2 separate regions of the Homo sapiens genome follow, and region 2 is linked to region 1. A link is a contact called in ENCODE Hi-C or POLR2A ChIA-PET data. All regions are on one chromosome and are shown on one strand. Each heading gives the region's core, a stretch centred on a gene start or an enhancer-like site at or near the end of the contact. The rest is flanking DNA. Distances are from core to core; before and after follow the strand shown.

The links. Hi-C counts contacts between places; a loop is a spot of excess contacts on that map. ChIA-PET counts read pairs that join two places held with the same protein, here RNA polymerase II (POLR2A). Pooled maps may share reads with other maps.
Region 2: a map of ascending aorta shows a loop between it and region 1 (5-fold over the local background). The contact joins the promoter of PTPN14 here to the enhancer-like site in region 1. A Hi-C loop is called at or near these places in 1 of 168 maps with a recorded cell type or tissue (ascending aorta) and 3 of 50 pooled maps. POLR2A ChIA-PET finds 5 or more read pairs at or near these places in 1 of 52 experiments (activated CD8-positive, alpha-beta memory T cell).

What each region holds. Positions count from the first base shown.
Region 1 is chr1:213,455,587-213,458,530 of GRCh38, reverse strand. It overlaps a transcript of RPS6KC1 not described here. Among named protein-coding and RNA genes, the nearest start is that of RPS6KC1, 410 kb to the right of the region's middle. Within about 2 kb of position 1,255, at least 3 of the 41 ENCODE cell types and tissues checked have a DNase peak (open chromatin) inside an H3K27ac peak, as active enhancers do; they include ascending aorta, where a contact is called at or near this core.
Region 2 is chr1:214,550,159-214,552,858 of GRCh38, reverse strand. It overlaps PTPN14 (protein tyrosine phosphatase non-receptor type 14), which reads left to right and starts at 1,257. Exons shown (of 19, transcript NM_005401.5): 1 at 1,257-1,676. RefSeq lists enhancers at 131-951, 952-1,772, 1,773-2,594.

The DNA of each region.
Region 1 (2,944 bases), core at 6-2,505:
GCAATACCATTACTGGGCATATATCCAAAAGAAAAGGCACTGTTCTACCAAAAAGACACATGTACTTGTGTGCTCTCTGCAGTGCTATTCACAATAGCAAAAACACAGAATCAACCTAAGTGTCCATCAACGGTGGGCTGGATTAAAAAAAAAGTGTTACGTTTACACTATGGAATACTAGGCAGCCTTAAAAAAGAATGAGATCATGTCCTTTGCAGCAACATGGATGCAGCTGGAGGCCATTATCCTAAGCGAATTAATGTAGGAACAGAAAACCAAATACCATATGTTCTCACTTATAAGTGGGAGCTAAACTTTGGGTACATATGGACATAAAGATGGCAATAATAGATACTAGTGACTTGTAGAGGGGGAAGGAGGATGGGGCCAAGGGCTGAAAAACTACCTATTGAGTACTATGCTCACTACCTGGGTAATGGGATCATTCACACCCCAAACCTCAGCATCACGCAATATACCCACGTAACAAACCCACAATGCATCCCCTGGATCTAAAATTAAAGTTGATAGTATTTTTTAAAAATAGTTTTTGGAAGTACACTTACTGCTATAAAAATCTAATTGAATCAGAGGTAAAATGTTCCCAGAAGTTGAAAAGTCACAAGACAGGAATGTGGTTGAGGAGTAAGCCAAGAATCTTAAAAGTATTTTCCTATTTATGAATTTGGGGAAGCACATGGGTCTCAGACTGTGTCTTTTGTGTATGTCAAGAGTCTGTTGCATTTATATATGTATGAACCCAGCAATTAAGTTATTGATCCAATTGTTCCTTGCAAAAGACATTATTTAAACCATTCTGTTGCCAATTAAGTTATTACTGTATCTAGAATACACCACTTGCTGGATCACTTTGTACTCAAAAAGGAATTAAACAGGCTTCTACTTAACTTGAACCATACCTAGGACTTGGAAATCAACCTGAGCTCTGGTAGTTGAACTAGATGGTCAGTTGCAGAAGTGGGTTGCCCAGTCAACCATGCATAACCAGTGAGTGTGAAAGGGACAAGGTAAAAGGCAGTGTCCCTGCTCAGTGAGAGGATGCCCGGAAAGTCCCTAATGAGTTAACTAATGCAGGCAGAAGATCCCTGGAAGGGGTTCATCAGCTTCACCTGCCATAGGCCTTCCCTGGAAGTCAAACAGTCAAAGCAAATCAGAGGAGCCAATCAGCCCTGGCATGGAATCCCCAGAGAGCACGGTCAGCCAGCTGGCTCAAGGTCCTGGGTTGCCGAGGATGGCGTGGAGCTGGAAGTTTCTCACTTGGAGCTCAGCTCCAGCAGGCAAAGCTTGGATCAAAGACAGACAGCTGGAAAGAACAGAACAATCACATCAAAGAATCTTAGGGCTGAATCAGACCTTCAGAAGTCATTTAACTCTTCCCTCCAGCCCTCACAGATATAGGGTGACCTCTCCCCTCCCCTTTTAAAACTATTACTATTATATTATTTTAAACGAAACATTCTACAACCTTTCTGTGTCAGGAAGTCCTTCTTGAGTCCTAGCCCAGATTATTCTTAGGATATTTAGAAACTTCTGCCATTTCAAAAGGAGTTAGAAATGAAATATGAAACCCCCCAAAAATATTGACAAGCTTCCTTGGGCTAAAAAAAGAGATTCATAGCCACATTAAGAAACTACATACAAAATTCTGTACTTAACAGAACAGATCAGTTGTGGGACAAGGGGTAGGTAGAGAAGGAAAGGCACGTTTCAGTGTTACAAAGGGGAGTTATTAAAAATGGAATTATTGCATGATTTTTAAGGTGCATTATTATGGTCTATTTAAGTGATTGTTTATGGAATAGCAACTGCTTTATAGAACATTTTAATAGGCAAATTAAAAGAAATTACCCATTGCCCCACTGTATATCTGTAAATCATGAAAGGGTATAAATTAATAGGTTTAATACTCCTCAATCCACCCAGCTAGGACATGAGCCTTACTGGGACCTTCATGTGGCAGATAAGAGTAGGGTATAAGTGGGCCTAAGTTAGGAAGACCAGCAGTCAGAATTAGAATACCTGAAGAAAGGCGACAAATGAAGATACGTTCAGGACAGACATCAGAATCAAAAACATCCAGTTGCCAAACAGGTAGCATTCTTATGCCTCCTGGAAGGTTTATCCAGCATGAAGCAGGACACAGCCAGGGGCTGGTCAGACTATCTTTTGTGTATGTCAAGAGTCTGTTGTATTAAAGTATATATGAATATATAAAAATATATATTAATACAAGGACCTAGGGTTCAACCTCTTCAACTAGACAGGAAGCCAGGCCTCCAGACCAAAGGAGACTAAGGCAGCAGCCCAACAAGAAGACATGCTGCACGGGACGCACACTCCGTGGCAAGTTTTGAGCACAAAACTAATCCCTGACCCCATGTGCCGATAGGAATGAGGCATCTGTGATACACAAAGCCTCGCTCCTCATTGGCTATGGGTCTCTGATGGCACAGGCTGGGTTCACCGAAGCAGGTGTAGCAGTTGTAAGGGCATGAGGGGCCATGAAAATCTAAAGAGAAGCACTGGAATTATAAAAGAGGTTACCCCACGGGTAAGGTGGGGAGAGTGGTGAGGAAGGGGCTCCTGGGGGCCTTCGGCTATGTTCAAGCAGTGGAGTGTCATGGATGTCTGTCATAATTTTCTGGTCTACACCTTTTCAAATATCTGCAATATTTCTTGGTAAAAATAAAATTATCAATAAAAACAAAAGGCAATGAGACAAAAATTCAGAATTGCTTCTTACTGTTGGTCAGTTTCTGTCTCCTTAATCTCCTCTGTAGCTTATATTCCATGGCTTCCTCCTTTAAAACTGGTATTAATCAAGGTTCTGTCATGGGCCCTTCATTCCACTTAATCTATACTCTCTCTGCATAATCTCATTCCAAGACTTCCTTCACCTTCTATATGAGAAGGACATCTCAAT
Region 2 (2,700 bases), core at 8-2,507, 1.1 Mb before region 1:
CTCTTCCCCAAGAGGCCAGGAATTTTTGCATGAGTTGCCGGACACTGAAGTGATTTGGGACAATACATTGTGTGCCAACGACTTCAAGGTCCCTTTTCAACAAAGGACTGGAATCTTACCGAGATAAATCCCAAGACATGTTTGTAGCAATGCAAAGGACCACAGAAATCTAGACAAATTATTTAATTTTGCAGCTACAGAAACCTAGGATCTCAGGGGCTGGGATACTCCTCAGTTATCCAATCGGGCAGGGCCTAAAACCCAGGTTCAGTCGCCTGGCTCCGAGCTTTTTCCATCATACCAGCTGCGTCTCATTAACTCCACCTCCGAAAGTGCTAAGGAAGTTCCCTCCCAGTGCCTACCCAGGCAGGGTGGGGCGATTCTGTGGCATGGAACAAACCGGGAAAACGACATTTTCCAACTCTCAGCACACAGGCTGCTTTTTATCATTCCTACGGGGCGGGAGGGGGCAGGGAGAGAAGGCTAAGACACCGGGTCCAGTACCCAGAGATTCTAGGGAGAGATCTCTGAGATTGCCTACTTGGTGAGGCCACCTTACTTTCTCCTGGTCTGTTTTCCCCTGTGGGGTGGCTGCATGAAACGTCCTGCTTGGAGGGTTCCCCAATATAAGGTGGACTATTCTGAATGTAGGTCGGGGTGAGCAAGTTCCTGCCGCCGCCCCGTCTCTGCGGTCCTCGGAAGTCTAGGTGGGCTCTTCCTTGCCTTGCCTCTTTCTCCCCAACGGCGGGAGCAGCCCAGGGTTGGGGTGGCTGCGGTCGCCTTGCTCTCTCCACTTCCACGTCTCTTACTCCAGGGAGTTTCATCCGGTCCTCCGTCCTCGGCCCCCACCTTTTAAAACATTTTCCAAAACTACCCCATTAAAAGTGTGCGACTTCTCCGGGCCTGCAGAAGGAGCTCCTGCAGCCCGGCATTCCTCGGATTCCAGCGCTGTGACGTCCCCAAGGACGGCGCGCCTCCAGCTCGGGAGCTCGGGAGCTGGGGCTCCACGTTTCAGCGCGCGCCCGCGGCGCCCCCGGCGCGCGCCCTCCCGGGCCGCATTCCTCCCCGCCCCCGGCCGCGCGCCCAGCGCTCCCTCCGCCTCCCGGCCCCCAGGGCCGCGGAGCCCGGCTCTGGGGTGGGGGAGCCGTGGCCGCCGGCGCCTGCTCCGTCCCCTCCCACTCGCACGGCCCCTTCCTCCCTCCTCTCCCGGCCGCTCGCATTTCCTGCCGCTCTGGCTCTCCCGGCCCCTCAAAGTTCTTTCCAACTTTTTCTCGGCGGAGTGAGCGCAGCGGGCGCAGACTCGGGGGCAGGTTGCTGTGCTTCTCCGGGCTCAGCCGCCTGCTCTCCTGGCTCAGGTCCTCGGGGAGCCCTAGACAGACATCAAGTGGCCACTGGCGCTCCTTCCCCTCCCAGCTGAGCCATCCTCCCCGGCCTCCTCGGGCGGGACAGCCCCGTGCTTAGGTTTTTCTCCTTTTCTCCCCCGGTGCGCCTCTGCTCGGACTCTCGCGCCGGGATCGCGGCGGAAACCTCCCTCCCCTTTCGCCTCCTGCGGCTCCTTCCCTTCGCCCCTCCTCCGCCAGTCACTGGAATCAATTCCGTGGGGAATCGGCTCCGCCGCCGCGAAGGACAGCCTTTCCGCGCGGGACTCCGGGGCGCCACGGGGGCCATGTAAGCAGGTAAGCCCCGTCCAAGCCGGGAGTTGGGCCCGAGGTTGGAGGCCGCCTTGGCGCTCCGGGCGCCCTGCAGATGACTTGGGCAGACGCTGGCAACGCCAACTTGCGATTGGCGCCCCGGGACGCCTGGCAGGGCAGCCTGGGGCGCGGGGTGGCCGGGCCGCAGGGGTGTTATCTCGCGGTGGGAGCTGCCCGCGGTGAGGCGCAAAGCTGGTCCCGGGAGCGAGCTGGAAGGTGAGCGCAGTCTGGGGAGTTTGTGGTTAAACCCACACCCTGGTCCCCTCTCTCCATTCCCTTCTGCGTTTTGGGAACGAGAGAGGGCCTCGGAAGGGCAACTAGAGATACCTAGACCTTGGGGGCTAGAGGATGAAAGACGAACGACGTCGCGGTCGCTGCAGCGGTAGGGGGATGCAGCTGCCCGACGCTCCCAATCACACCCCACCACCACCGGGAAGGAATCTTGAGGGGAGCGGAGTTTTCCTGCCCTCTCACTAGGCCCCAGTGGTGCCACCGAACTCCTGGGCGTCGAGGCTCCTACTTGGGTGGTCGAGCTGGCTCGTAGAAAAAAAGCTGTGGCCAAACAATTTCAGATCAGGTCTTCACCTCAAACTTCCAAAGTTGTAGGTATTAACAGCCTCTCCTTCCCCACGTGACCCCCAGATCTCAGGTTTGAATACTTGTAAATGGGGTTTACACCTTTTCGTTTGGAGAGAGCAGTGAGGTAACGCTGCCCCTATCTCCCTTTCCCTCTCACTTCCTTGGGTTCTTGTTCTCCAACCTTCTCATCCCCACCTACAATTTCAGAAATTGTGGGGTTTCCGCTTAAGTCTAGGGACTGGCTGTCGCAGGTTCTTTGTGAAGGTGAGGAATCTCTAGACTGCAGGTGCGGGCAGTTACAGAGTTTCCACCAATGTGTTAACTTCTTGAAATGGATTAGTTTACTCATTCATCCAACAAACCCAGCTTCTACTCTGCTAGGAACAGGATAGAAAGATGCTAAATGAGATCACAGGGCAGGAGTCTGCAG